Regions from separate parts of the Mus musculus genome. Here region 2 is linked to region 1. The links are chromatin loops, found by intact Hi-C in ENCODE. Cell type or tissue: left cerebral cortex. All regions are shown on one strand. Each heading gives the region's core, and the rest is flanking DNA. Links, peaks and the distances in the headings are about the cores only.

Region 1 (9,811 bases), core at 1,079-9,078:
TTGGCGCTACAACTCAACAGTTAACAGCTGTCTCCCCTCTAATACACTGCATTACAGTATTGTTTTTTTGTCTATCATTTATAAGTATAGTGTTTTATTGCTGTCCCAAGTCTCCGCCCAGAAATTATTTCAATGTTCTAAATTGTTCATTTGTAAGATTACTCAAAAATAGCGATATTTTGAACCACATTTGCCCATGGGTAACAGAAACTTCAGGAAGCAAAAAACCCACATAGACAAGGGAGTACTGTGTCAGTTGCGTGGCCTTGGGTAGGTCCCTTAACTAAGCACCCGGGCCTTGGTACCTTCACCTGCGTACTTCTCAGGGTCCCCATGGGCCTGAAAGATGATGAGTTATGCATGCCAACCGCCCAGACCAGTGCTTTGTGAAAGTTTGTCTTCTGTTGCTTTCTTTTCATTGTGTTTGGTTGTTTTGTGTTTAGACAGAGCCCTGTCTTACTGTGCTGTAGCTCAGGTTACGATTCATGACCTTCCTGCCTCAGCCTCCGAGTACTCGGATTACCTGGGATGGACTACCATGACTGACTCTCACTCTGTCTCTCTCTGTCTGTTTCTCTCTCTCTTACTTCACTAACCAACTGTGTTTGTTATGAATATACCCTCAGGTTAATATACCCTCAGCACTGACAAATAGCTGCACATTCTCCTATAGCCAGGACCCTGTAGGGCAGAATTCCAAGACTGGTTGAGCTGGAATTCCTTCCTCTCTGCTACACCATCAAGTGTGATTCCCTTCCTTATGGTAACTGATGACTACTTAGGTATGCATCCTGTGTTTCAGACACAGTAGAGAAGGAGAGCAAAGGAAGAGGGTGTATATATTGAGATAGTTCTTTTAATCACACAAATGCTAACTTTCTTAAAACTACCAGAAAATTCTAGCGTTTCTTTCCTTCGTGAGGGGATACTTGATCTCCCTTAGCTGCAAGGGAGTCCAAGAAAATGTTTCACAGAGTACGCTGCCCACCCAGCCCAAATCATGACTCTATCTAGCAGGAAGAAAGAAAATGAGAAAAGTTATTGAGTTAGAAGGCAAGTTAATTTATTACCTTAGAGCAAGTTAATGAAATCTACTTGATTAATTGTGGACTCATGGAAGCTGTGTACTGGACTGTGATGTAGTTCCCTCATCAAGTAACACAGAACTTCATTATCTCTACCAAGCAAACAACAAGCCATCATTGACATCATTTTTATATGAAAATAATCGGTCATGATTCCTTTCTATATGATCTTACTTAAAATATTATGGGCCATCCAGTGTGTCATAAAGATGTTCTGAAGATTGATTGCTTCATTTGGAGGAACTGGAAAGGCATTTATCATAGATACTGGGTTGCATTCTGTTACTATCAATGATTATTACCAGCAAAGCTAGCATCCATGTATCCCTTTTTATAGTCACTTCTTTCTTAGTTCTGAACCATTGAGTCACAAATGAAGAAAAATAGGAGAGCTGGAGATGTAGCTCATCACTTGGTAGAGTGCTTGCCTACAGAGCATGCATAAGGCCCTTGGTACCTCCTCGAGCAATGTATTAAGCCCTATGTGATGGTGCATGCCTGCTATTCTAGCATTCAGAAGGTGAAGACAGAGGGATTGGAAGTTCAAGATCACCCTTGGCTAAACAGTAAGTTTGAGGCAGCCTTGCCTACATTCGAATCTGTCCAAGACAGGGAAACAGAGATACAAAGAGGAAGGGGGAAGAGACAGAAGAAAATAAGGGAAAAATATGGCCCATATGGAAAAGTAAGCCTCAGTGAGAGGCCCCTGGGAATTGAGGGACAACATGCCGATAAGGATATAAACAAACCTGTCCTGGATTTGGTTTTTGCATGTCTCTAACCCTTAACCTGAAACCATGTCACAAGGTGATTTCCTCCATCCTTCTGCCCGTAAGTCCTGGCCTTCATAAGCCTGTAGCCCGGACACAGTCGGGCCTCAGACTTCCACTGTGGATAGATGGCATTTGGCTGCTCGCCAGATGTGAAAGTTTTGCATTTCTGCCAGTGACCTGCCTGAATCATTAACTTGCAGGACAAGTTACTAGCTGGTGCATGAAAAGATGGACATCCGTTGAGTGCATCTCTGTGAAGGGTTTTCAGTTGCAGAAGGCTTGGAACTCTGCTTTTTGGCTTGGAGAACTTGTCCACCCCAGAGGTGCCAGAGAACCCAAGCTGAGAAGGCAAAGAACATTTTAAGAAGGTTTGAGAGAAGCATGAGTCAAAGCCGAGGAAGAAGAGCTACTGCTCTTCATCGGGTTTTTATTAAGTTAGTGCTTAGCATGTGTAGGCATGCGCTACGCACCATGCAGGTCATCTCCTTGTTTTCTGAATCCAGTGTCCTTTTGAGACATCTCATGAAAGGAGTAGCCTTACTTAAAGTGGTTTTGAGGATAATTAGAACCAAGGAAATTATGGAAAAGAGATGAGGTAGAAAAAGTTACAATTGTAAAAGGTCATAGATTGAGATTTCAAATGTCTTCCATGTGCGTTCAGCAGTTTCTGGGCCTAAGAATTTATGCCATGTGGTAACAGGACCTTGTCCTTTCTTTTCTGAGCTGTGATAAAATGCCTTACCAAAAGCAGCTTAGGGGAGAAAGGCTGTTTGTTTGTTTCACTTGTAATTCCAGGTTGCTGTCAGTCATTGCAGAAAAGCTAGTGTAAACACTCAAAGCAGCTTATCTAGATCACATGCAAGAGTAGAGGGAGAATAAGTTTATGCATACTTGTATAGAGCTATGTTTCTTTACTCCTACAGTGTAAGGCTCCCTGCCTAGGGAATGGTGCCACTCGTAGTGGGCTGAATCTTCACGGATCAGTGTATGTGTAATCAAGACAATCTCCCACAAACATGCACACAGGTCAACCTGATCTCCGTAGTCCTTCATTAAGACTGTTTATCCTTGGGTGATCCTAGGTTGTGCCAAGTTGACAATTAAAATTAACCATCCCAGATCTGTAAATAGCAGAATTAAAGAGTGGGTTGGTTGTACTGTTGTGACAACAATTATATTTCATAAACTTGAAAAGCCTGCCATTACTTGTAGAAAGTTAATGTGACATAATTGATGGATTCAAATAATTTTCTAGGAAATGTATCCATATTGAAAAAACTTCTCAGCCTTAGTAAAAAGAAATTAATATATACTGTTCTTTACCAAGCTAAATACTGGACTGGGAGACAGTAGGATATAAAAACTTTTAAAAAGTCTTTAAATTTTAGACACAGACACACACACACACACACACACACACACACACACACACACACACTGATACCCTCAGAGGCCAGAAGAAGGCGTGGGGTTCCCCAGAGTCACAGGTGGTGGTTGTCAGCTGCTTGATGTAGATGTTAGGGCCCTGATGCTGGACCTGTGAAGAGCAGCAAGCACTCTTACCAGTGAGCCATTGCTTCCACACACCCGACAATAAGATATAAACAAATGGAAATAATATCACGCCACAAATAAACCGAAGAACATTTGACTTCGCACTCCATCACCGAGTGTATGTTATGTTGGGATTCTAATAAGTCGCTTCTAGAAATGAGAAAAAGAAATAACTATGTCAAAATACTGGAGAGGAGTTGACATGAAAACAAATTAGCACTGAGACAGTTCAGTGACCAGAAATGGCTTAGTCTAGCGGAGGCGGTGTATGCCAGAGTTGTGTGCTGGAGCCGCAAAGGTGAGCTTTGTAGAATACGCTGGAGGCTTCAGTTTGCCTATGGCTCTGATGGATATTTACATAGGTGTCATTTACAAGGATATTCCCAAGGGGCAGGCACCACAGAAGGTGTTTCCATTTATGCACTCAGATCATCTACCAACAGCCTAGTAAGGTAGGAGCCATTTTACTATAGCTACTTTACCCAGCGTCATCAAGGTGTGAATATGCCTCTCCCCAAATCTGCTTGACTTCACAGCATGTGACTCTTATCCTGGGATGGGCTTGTTGCCTTGGATTTCACACTACACGAGGCGCCTTGATCATTTATGGAGGTGACTTTTTACTTTGTTAAGCAGAAAGCCAGAAACTACAGGCCAAAGCTGAGAATGGTGGCTTGTACCTACAGTCCCAGAAATCTGGGACCTGAAGGTTGCTGTGGATTTGACACCAGCATGGTCCACAGTGTGAGATGCTCTCTCAGACAAAACAAAAAGCCAGCAAGCTGAACTAAAGACAAGAAGAAGAAAGTTCTAGCTGAGAAAGGACTCTGAAATGAAAAACAAACAAAACATGTCTGAATAAGAGAGTGTTTTGACTGGGTTGATAAAATATGACTGGTGTTGCTGTTTGCAGTAGATGTTTATGGAGTTCTAAGACTCCGGGGGAGAATTACTCTCCCTCACAGTTGGAGAATTGACTGCACTGAGATGTGTGTGAAATGCAGACTTTCCACTAGGAAGGCCCACGGTTGGCCTCAAGCAAGAGACTTACGCAGGACTGAGCACTAGGGGGCGCCAGCCTCTGTCTCTTCCCAACCTTGAAAGTGAGCGTTTCCTTACTGCCCAGGCTTTCTGTCTCTGACCTCACTTCAGTCTTGTCCCTGCAGCTGGGTGACCTCTTGAGTTTTTATGGCAGGTAGTAGATGGTATTAGCTGAATATTGTTCCGTGTTTATTTCTATTAAATAGAGAAGAATGTTCACGAGATAAAAAATGGATTTGCTATCTTATGGGTAATATTCATTAGGCCAGGGGCGATGGCTCAGTTTGTATATTGTTTGCCTACCGTGATTATGGGGTGGGTGGCGCCTTCCTATAGTCTCAGTGCTTGGGAGATGGAGGCAGAAAAAAGGAGAAATTCAAAGCCAGTCTTCAGCCACATATCAAGTTAGAAGCCAGCCATGGGACACGAAACTCTGTCTCAGAAAATTTGCATATAGAAGTGGACACAAAGTCCCACTGCTAGCCAAGAAGCTATCATAGTTGATAACCAAAAAAAAAAAAAAAAAAAATCAGTTACTTTTGCCCAGTGGACTATATCAACCACACTGCAGTGCAGGCCCCATCCCTGGAGGGTAAAGAATATGACAAAATCGTGTATAAGTTCTCCAAGAATAAATAAAAACATTAAAAATACCATACATATCTAGTATGTATATATTACCAAGCACAATATCAATTATACTTACGTAGCTCACAAAAAGGAAATTGCTTTCTTTAAGATCAGTCAGCTGTTTTTAAGACAAGAGTCTAGCTGTATAGCCCAGGCTAGCCTTGAACTCTTGCCTCTGCCTTTCTAATGCTCAAAGTGTAGCCCCAAACTATCACACACCTAGCAAGGCTCTTTCTCAGCCTTACCACCATGTAGCACAGCTATGTCCCTTCTCTGTTTCCCGAGGAGCAGGTGACTAGCTTTGGGGGCACTTGGGCAGCCTGTGGTGATGCTGGATAATAACAGGAACAGCAAGATCCCCGATTCAAAATTCAGCAGGGAGAAAACTCGCGCCGAAGTTTTATATCCTGAGATTTAAGATTATTGTGCCATAAAAAAAAATCTCTGTAAGTACAGGTTTCAAGTAATGTATAACATATGTTGCTTTTTACAAATTAGGTTATAACTGCATTTGTGTGTGTGCACAGGTATGTTTGTTTGTTTAGTTACAGTGAAGCGTCACTAAGCCTGGCATGGGGTAAGTTTAGGACTTTCTTTGAACGTCGACATTTATTGTGCTTTTGCTAAGTGCTGGTCTCCACATGTGAAAGTGAGATGGGTTGTTTTTGCCTGGGTGCACCTTAGGATACTTAAATGTAGCTACAAGAAGAAATGAGTCGGACACACTGTGGTCATTCTCTTTCCTTCCGTCAGCAGACCAGAAGGTGTCTCCGCAACATCCCCGCAGCCAGCTCCTCAAGTATCCCCGAAACACTTGGTTCTCACGTATCCATGTATGATTAGATTTGGGATCGGGAAACAGCATCTCGAGTTCTCGAGAGCAACTCGGTCCATTAGTCGTGACAGAGCAGGGCCAGTCTATTCTAGTGCGCCCTTGAAGTCCATCTCTTAGACGCAAGTGTGGTAGGCTAGTCCTTCCTGTGTGCACAGGCAAGAGACATGGAGGGATGAGAGATGCTGCAAGGCGCTGGGCTTGGCAATCGCGCAGGACATTTCTTGATTTTGAAGGTTGAATTCTACAGAGGCTCAGGGAATACATTCTGACGTGTGTCTATTCATCCTTCCAGTGGGTGATCTAATGAGGATGTCTTCACTAATGCAAGAAACTCCATAGAAAGTAGGGTAGCCTGTGTACAGCCTGGGCTGAGAGTGACGCAGCACTCTAACTATAAACACTGACAAGTTTTAACTCCAGCCTGTATGTATAGGAGTACACTGTAGCTGTCTTCAGACACACCAGATCCCATTACAGATGGTTGTGAACCACCCTGTGGTTGCTGGGAATTGAACTCAGGACCTCTGGAAGAACAGTTGGTGCTCTTAACCACTTAGCCATCTCTCCAGCCCCCAGTCTCTCTGTATTATACTCCACTGTCTCTATTGTTTTATAATATGACTAATATCTATTAAGCTTTTGTCTGCAGCTCTGGTCTCACATATGCTCCTGGCTCCTTCTCTCACCTCTCCCCCACTTGATGCCACTGGCCCAAGGTAGACTCTTACTTCGCTTCCGCCCTGTGTTCTTCCGCCTCGCTGGGGTGTGAATGTCACAGCCACTCCTGCTCTACTTGAAGAAGGCTACCTCTTCAGGGAGGTCTCCTACACCTGTCCATACTCCTCCCCCCCCCATCCCCACCCCCACACTACCCCCCACTGACCCTGCAGCCCTTCCTGCCTCCTCACCCCAGCCCCAAAGCTGCAAAGCTTCACCTGTCTCCTTTAGCCAATCTCCCTGTGGCCCAGCGAGTGCCTGACTCACTGGGGTCTGAATTCGAATGGAAGAAAGGAAGGATGGTTGGAAATGCCTGGACGAAGGAATGACATGGTCCACGTTCTGAGGATATGCGCCCTTGATTTCTTTCTTTTCTTAATCCAATAATTCCTTAAATTAGGAATTTTCTTAAATGAGTTTTGTCTTTAGAAAACAGCCAAAGTAGTTTAGGTATCTTAAGGAGAAATGTTCACATATTAGCAATGTAGGGGGGGTCTTAACCATAGTTTAGAAAACACGTTCACTCTGACTTCCTGCTGGAGAATTAAGACAGGCTTGTCCTGGATTTGAACCCGGGACCGCTTGACCTGTAAACAAGAAATCACATCCCCAGACTTATTGAGACTAGGTGCAATACCTTCAGCTATGCAGGTCCAAATGCTCTGTCCAAATGCATATGGTGTCACTTTTCTCTCTTGAGCGGTGGTGAGCTGAGGAGCCTCACACTAGCCAGTCCGTGTGTTGTAAACTTGTGAAAAATTAAAAACAAAATTCCACGCTCTAGATCACCGCTGAAAGAAGAATCTACAGTGCCATCTTCAGGCCATCTGGGGCAATGCAGGAAGTGTGGGTATGGACAAACCAGAGGATAAAATTACCCAACATGCATGATAATTTGAAGAGAGTGAATGAAAGTAACAAAGTCTGTACTTTGGGGTAGAGCCTATGAGTAGATTTTGTAATGTCTGGGTAGCAGTGAGAACGAGCCTGTCCTTAATGGCAAATTTGTAAGCATTTTTATTTATGGGAGTGGACATTAGCATTTGTCTGACAGTATGGAAAGATGGCTTTGGGATAGAAAGGAGCTTTCGAAAATAGCAAAGATAGGATTGAAATGATTAATCTTCATTCTACCCAGAGAGAGAAAGGCATACATTTCAAAGACAGCCAGGCCACAGCAGGCCACTTGGTGTAATCCCTAGGGACTGCCAAGTGGCCACCAAGCAACAAGCTGTCCATCTACCTTCCCTCGTGGGGACCATCACTTCCTATAAAATCGGAATATACATCGAGTGATAGTTAAAAGTCACTTAATCCATTAAGATCTACTATTCTCTGTCTTCAGAGGAGTTAAAGATTTCTGCAGACCATTTGCCTGAGAACATATTTCTTTCGGTGTAAGAAAAAATGGCTGGGGAGTTCTGACCTCATTGGTGCTGGTTTTAAGCAGCACTGCAGATATCTCACGTAGTTGGTTCTTAGCAATGGTCAGTATCGTTCAGATCCTAGGAATTCACGAACAGCCCAAAGATGATCACTCTTTGAAAGATTCCCTTCCTCCATGTCCTGCCACATAGCCAGCCGATGGCTCAGTCTTGACAGTCTCTGTTGGTCTCATAATTTACCTGTGGTCATGAGCCTGCAGTTGTCCCTGCTTTTTTGACTTCTGGTGTGTATTATTGTGTCACGTTGTGACAAGGACCAGAGAGGAAACAAGAGAGAAAGATTTGTTTGGGCTCCTGCTTTGGCTTGTTTGGGGACTGAGGTAAGATGGAGGCACGGAGAGCAGGAGGCATGCGGTGAGAACAGTGCTTACGTCACAATGTCTGGTAAATGTCGACTTACTGTGGAGTCCTTGATCACGGAGACTGTCACCTTGCCACTTTTTAGCCCATCTAGGCTTCAGCCTATTAGATAATAAAACCCATATTCAGGTGGGTGAGCCTTTCCCCTTAGTTCCCTATCTATGAGGACTTTCAGAGACGTATCTAGAAACGCTTTACTGATCTCCTTGTACCCTGCACTCCAGTCAAGACCAACCAGACCCCACCCGTCATCTTTGGATGCCTCCTTGTTTGCTTATTTGAGACAACTCCAGACTGGCCTTGGTGTAGTAGAGACCCTCCTGCTTTCACTTCCCAAGTGCTTCGATTACAAAAGAACACCAACTCCCGTCAGTGCTGTGCAGTGATGGGTCAAACCCAGGGTGTGCTAGACAGACATTCAAACAACCGAGGTAGGTTTTTGTCCCAGCAAGCATCCTTCTTCATAAACACCCACTCTCTAACCCAAAGCCTCATTTCTCCATACCTTTGTCCCTAATGTGATATTGTTAGATATATTTTGTCTGAATGTTTATAGAACTTAGAATGGCTACCGCTGGGCAGCCTTTTGGGTAGATGTGAGTTGAATCTCTTATTTTTGCAGTACAAAGGAGGAGGGAAAATAGAGTCTAGAGCTTTGGGAGAGGGGCGTAATTTGGTGATGGGTATGTTTTCTTACTGAAGTGGGACGGTGTATTTGTGTGGAGCACTATGTTACTCACGGGGTCTGGGTACCAACCCACCTGTCACCATCAGTGCCCGGACATCTAAGTAATGCCTTGATCACGGGGGTGGGGAGGAGGGGACTGCATGAGAAACCTCCCCTCTCCGTTCTGCCCCTTAAATCCTTGAGGCCCCTGGACCTGCAAGGTCTCTGTTAGATGTTTACAGTTCTGCCACGTTTCCTCTGACTGTTCTCAGTCTCATTTCTCAGTACCTGGCCTCACAACTGGCTTTCTGGGCAGCAGAGACAGTGTTTAGCCAAGCATCTTTTAAATCTTGCTTTTTGGCAGTGAACTTGGAGAGAAGATTTGGGTGTTAAGTCTCTAAGTTCCCAACTTCTCCTCTGATGCAAGCTCTTTGGCATGCCCAAGGGCACCAACGTTGTCCTCTACAGTTTGTATCCAGCGAATGAGGATTTTGATCTCATCTCTACTTGCCACCCGCCCCATGTTAATATTCTTTGCTTCTCCGACTATCGTGCTCTAAGTTGGTATTGTCTGAGTTCTTCCCAGAGAAGCGCCTCACTCACTGGCTGTTACTATTCCACATTACCTGGGGTTACCTGGGTCGGCTGTCTCACGCTGACAGCCTGGTTCAAGGTAGAATGCCAAACAGACACAGGTTGATTAA
Region 2 (9,811 bases), core at 572-8,571, 280 kb before region 1:
GTCTTGGCTTCTATGGCTTCTATATGTACACACACACACAAATGCACAAATGCATACAAACACACAAATGCACAGAGAGAGAGAGAGAGAGAGAGAGAGAGAGAAAGGGGGAGGGTCTTTCCTTACTTTTGATAATGTTTAATAACAGTTTTTTATTCATAGCAATGTTATATTGCTACATGTTTATAATTAAGTGCTGCTTACAAGTGATCATGTGCAGGACTATAACCCCGAGTCTTTTCTCGACTTTTCCTGTTTCTCTGGATTGAATGACTGCTGGGTCTCCCTGTATGTTTGCTTAATTTCCTTTATACTCATAACAAATTCAATCCAAAATTTTTCAAAAGAACAATAAAAAATTCTTCCTGATACTGTCAAATAATCAGATAAATAATTTCCTCTAGGTCTTTATAAACATTTCGCTTGAACTCTGCTCTCTTGCTCAAATCTAGTGTTTGTTCTGGAAACTTCCCTCACTATCATTCCAGGAATCTCTCCTACTCTCAACTCTCTTGTGTCAGATTTGCTTCCTGGGACTCTTACATTTCTCTTACTTGAATATCCCCTTGTTTCGGCAGAATACATGCACTAGCACAGTGACTCTCAACCTGTGGGTGGTAACCCCCTTTGGGGGGCATCCAATGACCTTCACTCAAATCATGCTTCTATCCCAGGACTAAGCCCTGAACACATGTGCTTCTGGGTATATTTCGTATCCAAACCAAACAAACCTATTTCATATTATCAAAGGGTATTTTGCGCCCCACCCCCACCAACTCCAGACATCCTATGGATGTTTTTGTAAGTTATAAGGGCATTCATAGTGAGCCTTTAGAACTCTTTTTTCCTTCTCCGAAAAAAAAAAAGTGGGAGTTTAGGAACGGAAGAGATGACTTCTCAGTTAATCATACCAGCTGCTCTTGCAGAGGACTCCAGTTCTGGTTCCAGCACTGACCTAGAGGCTTTAGGTCCATAATTCCAGTTCCATGTGATCTGGTGCCCTCTTCTGGCCTCCTCTTCTGGCACCAGGTATGTATGTTGTAGACTTACATACATGTTAGCCAATCATTGAGACACTAGACACTAAAATAAAAATAAGTAGATTATCTTTTTAGCAGAAGAGGAGGAGGAAAAGAAGAAGAAGAAGAAGAAGAAGAAGAAGAAGAAGAAGAAGAAGAAGAAGAAGAAGAAGAAGAAGAAGAAGAAGAAGAAGAAGAAGAAGAAGAAAAAGAAGAAGAAGAGGAGGAGGAGGAGGAGGAGGAGGAGGAAGAGGAAGAGGAAGAAGAAGAAGAAGAAGAAGAAGAAGAAGAAGAAGAAGAAGAAGAAGAAGAAGAAGAAGAAGAAGAAGAAGAAGAAGAAGAAGAAGAGGAAGAGATACTGACATCTCATTTTGTTTATCAGTTTCCTCACAGGGCCCCATAACCATTGCCATGTCTCTCATACCTAAGATGCATGTGTTAAAATTCTGGCCAGAAGGTCTTGTGTACAAATGATGCTTTCATCGGGCCAGAGGACCTTAGCATCACTTTAGAAGAATTCCTATAGTAATCAGACTCCATACTCTAACACGTCATCTAATCTCTGTTGCCTGGAAGCCATAACCCTGATAGCAGCATTCTGAGAAGCAAGGGGGACACCAAGCAAAGGCCTGGAGAAGGGTCTTTCTCCCTCCAGCTGCCATGACACCAGACTCCAGGGAGAACCACCCTTCCTACTGTTCCAGATTTGGGTCAGTGTCTGTTTTCTGCCCTCCCCCTCTCCCTTAGCCCTTGCCTGCTTACAGCATTTGTGTTGTTCACCTTTTAGAAAGCTTTGGACAAGCTAGTAGGACTTAATTAAAAGTCTGGCCCTCTCTTGAATGGATATATTTTCCATAGTAGAATGCATTCCAATTGCCTTCTATGCTATAATTGTACTAGGAGAGAGGTGAAGGCAGACTCTATGCAAAGCAAGAGTTCTCTGGTCAAGGAGTGATAGATACAATTTGACTCTTGCTTCTAGTTTCTCTTGTGGCATACGAAATATGATCTTCATTCTGATTTAATTTTCTGATTGTTTATTATCCAACTCTACATGCATTTTAAGGCCCCCTTAAAGCTAGCTGCTTTGTGCCACCTACTGTTTGGTATAGTTCTTAATAGCCTATAAACATAGTTGTGTTACTTGTAGTTACTTATAGAAGGTCAGCCCCAGGGGCAGGGACTATTTCTTACCCATCTTCATGTCTTCTACATCCCTAGAACCTACCAGAATAGCTGTACCAACACTGGAACTAATAAATGTCTGGTGATAAGGGGAGGGAGAAAGGGAGGCAGGGAGAGAGGGAGGGGAAGAAGAGGAGGGGAGAAATGGAAAGAGAGAAAGAGAGACATGGGGCAGAGAAGGAGGAGAGAGAGAAGAGAAAGAAGAGAGGGGAGGATGAGAGCGAGAGAACAGGCCACATAACTAGAGGAAACCCTGAAGGTATGTTGCATGCCATAGCATCTTTCAACTAAAGTACTTGTGTGCCTCTGAATGAAGGTCATCTGCTACTGAGGGATCTGCCCAGGGTGTGAGTGGTGGTGAGGAGAGAGATCATAATTTTTCTCTCTACCTCTGGCTTATCTCCAAGATGTGTTTGCCTGGTCACTAAGCCCACTCCGCTCAGAGCTAGGTGCCCCTTAGACTGTACAGGAGTGGAGGTTTGCTTCTAGCCATGCTAAGAGTAAATATCCATTTAACCAAACAAATAATTCAACAAATGATGGGCAAATTTAATAGAAATGGTACTCCTGGTAGAATTTCCAATGTAGGTAAAACGGATTTGAGAAAGTACCCTTGGAAACTAATTATGATTTCTTGGATAGTTTTTCTCGGAAAAAGCATTTTCAGTTGCAAATGACTAAGCTCTACGTAAATGTTTGTGACGTGCTCAGTCATACGCCAAGGACTGGTTGTATTGTGTTTGTAGTCCATCTGGGGCCGTGAGGAAAGAAGGAAAAAAATCAAATCATCAACTGGATAATATCACCATTGGGAACAACAAACCCAAAGCAACAAAATGGTCTATAATATGGAATATCATGTCAGAATGCTGATAAACATGCTTTACAGTTTGTGGCATTTGTAGGCTGGCTTGAAGTCTACAAGGAAAACTGTTTAGGCATGGAACTGGGGAGAGGGTAGGGTCAGGATGGAACTGGGAAGAAGGTAGGGTCAGGATAGAACTAAGAAAAAGGTAGGGTCAGGATAGAACTGGGAAGAAGAGAGGGTCAGGAGGGCCGGGAAAGATGAGTCCAGGGCATGGAAATTGGGGAGGAGCAAACCATAGTTTAGAAGAGTATAACATTTTCAAAATATAAACAATCTCAAGCCCACAGGGAATTGGAAGACATAATTAATAAAAATCCTCACATGTTAAAAAAAAGTCTTGAAATTGTGTTGCATGAGTCTACTAGGCTGCATTTTCTAATTCCCAGGGAGTGAGATACCATGACTTACAAATTCAGTCAAAAATGTGAATGGCGCTGTGTGGTATGCCACTTAAAGAGTGCTTTAGTGATCGCTCAGGACCTTTAAAAAATGCAGCAGAGCTTCATGGATGCACTGAGAATGGATTGGTGGTGGACGTGCCTAGATCATAGATTCATGCTTCCTAGGAATTTTCTATCCTTCTTTTGAATGTACTATGTTATCCAATTCAGTCCTTCAAAGTGAACTGAAGACAGAAGGTAGACTTTCAGAATTTTGAAACTATCCCTTAACACAAGGGGGCGCGACGGAGCCGTTGCTATTGGCTTCCAAAAATCAGTGACTAAGAACACAAGAAAACAAAACAGGCAGCTTCCTCAAAAATAATCCAGATAAAGACAAAATTCCCTAAAACTAAAATCATGTGGTCAAAGGCTCTGTGCTCAATTATATCTTTGAGTGTCTGAGTACTTTTCATTTCACATCTATGTACACACACACAATTATTTTGCTAATGTCTTTAATAATACCTTTTATGTTATTGTGAACTTATTAGTGATTTTCAGTTAAGACAAGATAGGTAATTACCATGTAGTTATAACAATAAACACATAGGTACCATTAACATGGAGTTGACAAATGCAAACTGTATGTATGTGTGTTGCACGCTATGACTTTTCTATAGGTGTCCAGCATGAAATGGTGAAAATCAAGCTAAACAGGATATGCTTACCCATAAACTGGATGTGTTATTTGGGGTTGCAAGAATTGCTAACGTTTCTTCGCAATCCATTGCTGTTAAAAATAATTTAATGACCCTCCAAATTAGATGTCTATAATTGTTAATACTTCTTTTACTGAGGATATAGTCTGCTTGCTAAATAATTCTTTTGTATGAATTCCTTCTCCCTGTTTTCTTTTTTTCTTTTTCTTTTTTGGTTGAGGCTGAGGTGGTTGCTTGGCTTTGGGTTTTTTTTTTTTTTTTTAGAATTTAGTACATGAATACAGTGTTTACATCACTCACCCCTCCTCTTCCCCCCCCCAATTTGTTCCCATGATCCTCTTCATACTCCTGACTTCCTCTTCTTTATTACTGTTACATGCATGCACACATTTTATACATACACACACACACATCACACACCACACAGTCTACTACGTTCGTTCAGTGTTGCTTATATGAATATGTGTTTAGGATTTACCACTTGGGATTAGGTGAGCTATCAGGAAGCTCATGCCTAGGGCAGCCCATTTCTCCCTCTCTCTGCAGCCATCGATTGCTGTAGCTCTTCACCTAAGGGTAAGGCTCTGTGAGATGAGTTCTTTCATTTTATAGAGCATATGTACTTCCAACGGAAGGGAAGTCACAGTCCTTCAGTTTGTAACGCAAAGCCGAAGCACAGGTTGCTAATTTTTTTGTCATGTTTGTATGTTAAGTAAACTTGATTTATGTTTCTTAATAAGTGAATGGTAACGACTGATGCTGAACTGCTAACCAAATACTTCTTCCTTTAAAAATGCAAGACGTCTTTGACTGCCCCACACCACACCCCACACCCTGTTGAAGCTCAAACCTCTCAAACTGCTTTGCAGATAGTGACAAACATTAAAGCCTTTTTCTCCAGGTACTCTTAAGAATTTATTAGCTACCAGAGCGATTGTGTGCTATCAGTAAATGAAAAAAATAAAATTCAGGGATATGTTTAAAATCCTACTTGCTAAGAGTCTAATTTTTTTCAGGGACTGAACACAAATTTTCAACTGGAAATGTCCCCCTCTTCAGAGGAGGTGTGAAGGCCCTAACTCTGACCCTTGTCCTACCTCATCCTTCACTTCAGGCTCCCAGAAAATCTGTTTATTTGTAAAGCCACCTTGCTCTGGAGATAAGGATGGATTGAAGATATCACCTGCCTGGGTGTATTTTGTACAGTAGCACAGCCCTTCCGTTAGCCTTATCCCCCTGACCTTTCTTAGCAACTAGAAGTCTCGGGCCTTTCATACAAGCACCAGACATCACGGGCCACCTAAACATACAGAGCTGCATGACATGATCTTCAGACTCCCTCATCCCTGGTTTAGGGAGAGAGATCATGGGACACGGGGACACGGGGTCGTGTGAGGGAAGCAGGCCATTTCCATCACGGGCAACCCACTCTGCTGGGCTACAGCGCACTGTCCTCCACAGTGATGAGCTCGGAAGAAGGTGTTTGCCCTGAAGCGTGTCCCTTAAACGTGGTAATTATTTTTCTTCAAAGGGAAAAGGCAGTCAGTATCATTCGCTGGCTCACCAGCTTTTTCTCCTTGATGACAACAGTGAGTTCGGCCTGATTTCCTATTCTCCACAATCACTGAGCAGAGAAGAAGCAGCCATTAGCAGGGGTTCCCAGTTGACCTCCAGCTAAATTGTTGTTCCTTTCCCTTTTTGCCTTTCTTTCAGACTGAGAGGGGGAGGAGAGAGCAGCTCTATCTAAAACGGGGAGGTAAAGGGAAGCAAGCAGGTGCAGGCTGTCTGACAAAGGATGGAAGAATCTTGAGGGGACAGTGTTCTTAATCTGACGGCTCTTCTAGCTGTCCTGGCTTTTGAGTGTGTGAATAGAAAAATGAGTTATTACAGCTGTTCAGCCCAGGAATGAAGTCAGTAAGCGATGAACTATAAGTCTATTGTCCTACAGTTCTTGAATTTTTTGAGTCTGTATTACTTAATATTTTTTAATTCAAGGCAAAATGCTGGGGAGTTAGCTCTGACATACTAACCATCCCCGTTGGTAGCTTTCTCCCAGGATAACCTAGCAACCACATGACAATCAGAGGATTTCATATTCCCATGCTTGACTCTTGCTAGGTCAGGGATAGCCTATAGCACCCTCCATCCCCAGGATGTAGATCAGAGTGAGCCAAAGCTCAGTTCGATGTCATCTCAAAGAAACTCCTCTCAGGCAGCAAGGACGGCTTGGAACTTAGAGGAGAGTACATTACTTTCCAACGATTGGTATTGAAAATAAAGCAACAGACAATGAGAGCCGTTTGAGGAGATTGGATGCTCTCTTCTTATAACTTTTGGAGCATTTTATGTCACCGGAGAAAACCTTAGAGGTGTTTTTCAGTGGTGCTGTGTAAGATGAATTTCTCTTAATCGTCTACCTCATTGCTATTACACATGAGCTCAGCTTGAGGAGTCAAGGAGGCAACATAACGGCTAATAACACGCGCTGCTAATGGCGGCTGAGTAGCTTAGGTTAACATAAATGCAGTGGAGTTGGAGGTGTAGAGCTAGCTACAATTAATCTCAAGTAGAACCCAAATAAAGGTAAAAAACATCAACACCAACAATAGCACCCTCCATTCATGTCACAGAAAGATGAGTTAAGGATTGTCTTTGTTAAATACAGTGCTTTTAATTGTAATTTTAATTGTAATTGTAGATAATTCCTTATACAGTGAAAATTGTGTTGTCCCTTGTGTCCCTGGTGACAAACGTTGTGTATACTCAACACCCCTGTGACTTTTCTAAATTTACTACTAAAAGCTGGACACAAACTGTAGCTAAAAGGGCAATCAAGATTCTATGCATGTTCATTAATGTGCTATGTAAAGACATTGTCTTCTTTTCATTCAATTTTTAACATTTTATAAACTCAAATCTGAATCAGTGGTGTCACTCGCCTGTAATTCCAGCACTACAGAAGATGAACCAGGAAGATCACAAGTTCAAGGCCAACCAGGACTATACATCAAAGTCAAAGAATGTTGGGCTAATAGTAAGATCCTTTCTTTAATAGATAGATAGATAGATAGATAGATAGATAGATAGATAGATAGATAGATAGATAGATAGTAAGATGGATGGATAGATAGATAGATAGATAAATGGATAGATAGATAGATAGATAGATAGATAGATAGATAGATAGATAGATAGATAGATAGATAGATAGATAGGATGTATATGTATAGGTTCACATATGTTCTCAAGATCTTGATTTCTGCCAGGTTTGAAGATCTTCTGCTGCCTACTAATGTTTGAAAGTAATGTCCTGAGACTGGAGACTCACTCGGTATTTGTCTAGCATGCACAAAACCTTAGGTTTGATTCCAGCACTATATAAAAATCAGATGGCACAAACCTATAATGCCAGCACCCGGGAGGAAGAGGCAGAAGGATCAGAAAATCAGTGTCATCCTCACTATTTATCCCAGCTGGCCTGAGATGCCAGCCTGAGATACCAGAGACCTTGAAGGGGAGCCAGAAGTAATGGGAAAAGAGATAAAGAGAAGTGAGAGAGAGCCTGTGTCCTAAATAGCAGATTAGAATTCTAGTCGTGAATTTTTATCTTTCCCAAGCTTATCATTTGTCAATTGCTTTCTTCCTGCTATCATTTCAAGAACAGACTTTCTGAATTTTAACATGTCATTTGTCAAGTCCTCCCCACCCCCTTTGGGAATTCTTGCCTTTATCTCTTGGGTAACAAATTGTTTTTGATCTTGTGATCATAAAGATGATTTCCTGTAGTCTCTTAGAGTGTCATGCTAGTAATTATTGTTTGTACATTTAAATATTAAATTCACTTGGAATTAAATAATATATATGATAAGCAATAGGCATTCAATTTCATTTTTCCTACCTTAATGACAAACAACCCCTGTACCATTTATTGTAAAGCAATTTCTTCCCTGTGGACTAAAAGGGAAGAAATCCCATTACTCAGGATTGTGATTGCCTCTTCCTAGGATCCCTGTTCCATTACTCCAATTGTCTCTTTCTGGGCCAACCGTGCGCAGTTTTACAAGACAGATATAGGGAAAGCTTTCCTAATTTACTCAGGGATCTGCAAAGATGGGGAGCAAGGAAAATAGCTGGAAATTTTAAAGAAATGGTAGACAGAACTTCACTCTCTCATTCATTCATTCATTCATTCATTCATTCACTAAAAAATGATACTTATCATGTTTCTGAGAAGTCTTAAGTGTAGCTGAATAACTCACAATCACTGCACCCCAAAGAAAGACCCCTGGGAAGGGAGGCAAGCAAAGAATTCCATTTCATTCTGTTCTGAGCCAGAGCAAAGACTGCATGCCACGCTGTGAGCACCTAGGGAAAGCAAACAATCATGCCAGGAACACTTAGACAAATCTTTGCGGTTTTATCCAATAAATGGTAGTTTCAAGGTAGCCTAAAGACATCAACTGGCATTTTTTCAGGAGAGAAGAATGGAATTGCAGCCAAGAAAACCTCATACAGGTGTGAAAGCACCCAGCTTATTTCATAAGGAAACATCAAACACAGGAGAACAAACTAGAAAGGGAGGCAAAGGCCACAAGGGGAAGACTCTGTCTACCCAGCTGACCTTGAGAGAAAAACTTGGGATGTAAGCCAAAAGATAACGCCTCTCTGGTGATGTGTTTGGTCATGCTAAAGCAAAGATGAATGTAACGTCATGTCAAGGCCACCCCTGTTAAGACTGGTACAGAGGCAGAAGTGAGCCAAATTGAAGATAGTCACAGTCTGAAAACAGTTGGAAAGAAAGCTCAAGAAGAAGGAAGACCAAAGTGTGGACGTTTTGATTCTTCTTAGAAGGGGAAACAAAATACTCACAGGAAGAAATATGGAGACAAAGTGTGGAGCAGAGACTGAAGTAAAGCCATCCAGAAACTACCCCATCTGGAGATCCATCCCATATACAGTTGCCAAACCCCGATGGTATTGCAGATGCTGGGAAGTGCTTGCAGACCAGAGCCTGATATAGCTGACTCCTGAGAGGTTCTGCCAGAGCCTGACAAATACAGAGGTGGATGCTCAGAGCCAACCATTAGACTGAGTGTGGAGTCCCCGGTGGAGGATTTGGAGTAGGAACTGAAGGAGCTGAGGGAGTTTGCAGGCCCATGAAAGGAGCAACAGTGTCAACTGGCCAGACCTCTCGGAGCTTCTAGGGACTGGACCATCAACCAAAGAGTACACATGAAGGGACCCATGGCTCCAGCCGCATATGTGGCAGAGGATGGCCTTGTTGAACATCAGTGGGAAGAATGGCCTTAAGGCCTGAGGGGGTTCAATACCCCAGTATAGTGGAATGCCAGGGCAGGAAGACAGGAGTGGGTGGGTGGGTGAATGGTGGAGCACCTTCATAGAGACAGGGGGAGGGGAGTAGAATAGGGGGTTTCCAGAGGGAAGACCTGGAAAGAGGATAACATTTGAAATGTAAATAAAGAAAATATCCAATAAAAGAAAAAATTCAGGTTGAGAGAGAGAGAGAGTAAATGTCAACAAAGTTTCAACCTTGAGTAACTAAGTAGGTGGGACATCACTTCCATTTGGAAGCAGCTGACACTGTTGGAGTAGTATTTATGGATGACTGTCCAAAGC

The links. Peaks named below come from ENCODE experiments on the same cell type or tissue, not always from the same donor. Only the 100,000 strongest peaks of a DNase experiment are listed, where the experiment ranks them.
Region 2: it touches region 1 in a loop (4-fold over the local background); 12 of 42 quality-filtered maps call a loop at or near these places.

The regions. Positions count from the first base shown.
Region 1 is chr10:8,790,212-8,800,022 of GRCm38, reverse strand. The region is part of intron 4 of Sash1 (SAM and SH3 domain containing 1); the gene reads left to right. Among named protein-coding and RNA genes, the nearest start is that of Gm25410, 29 kb to the left of the region's middle. In left cerebral cortex, for the core only: CTCF peaks have their summits at 4,479 (motif pointing right) and 7,463 (motif pointing left); DNase peaks (open chromatin) are centred at 4,474 and 7,453.
Region 2 is chr10:9,065,779-9,075,589 of GRCm38, reverse strand. No RefSeq gene overlaps it. Among named protein-coding and RNA genes, the nearest start is that of Gm51794, 62 kb to the right of the region's middle. In left cerebral cortex, for the core only: a CTCF peak has its summit at 3,743 (motif pointing right); a DNase peak (open chromatin) is centred at 3,750.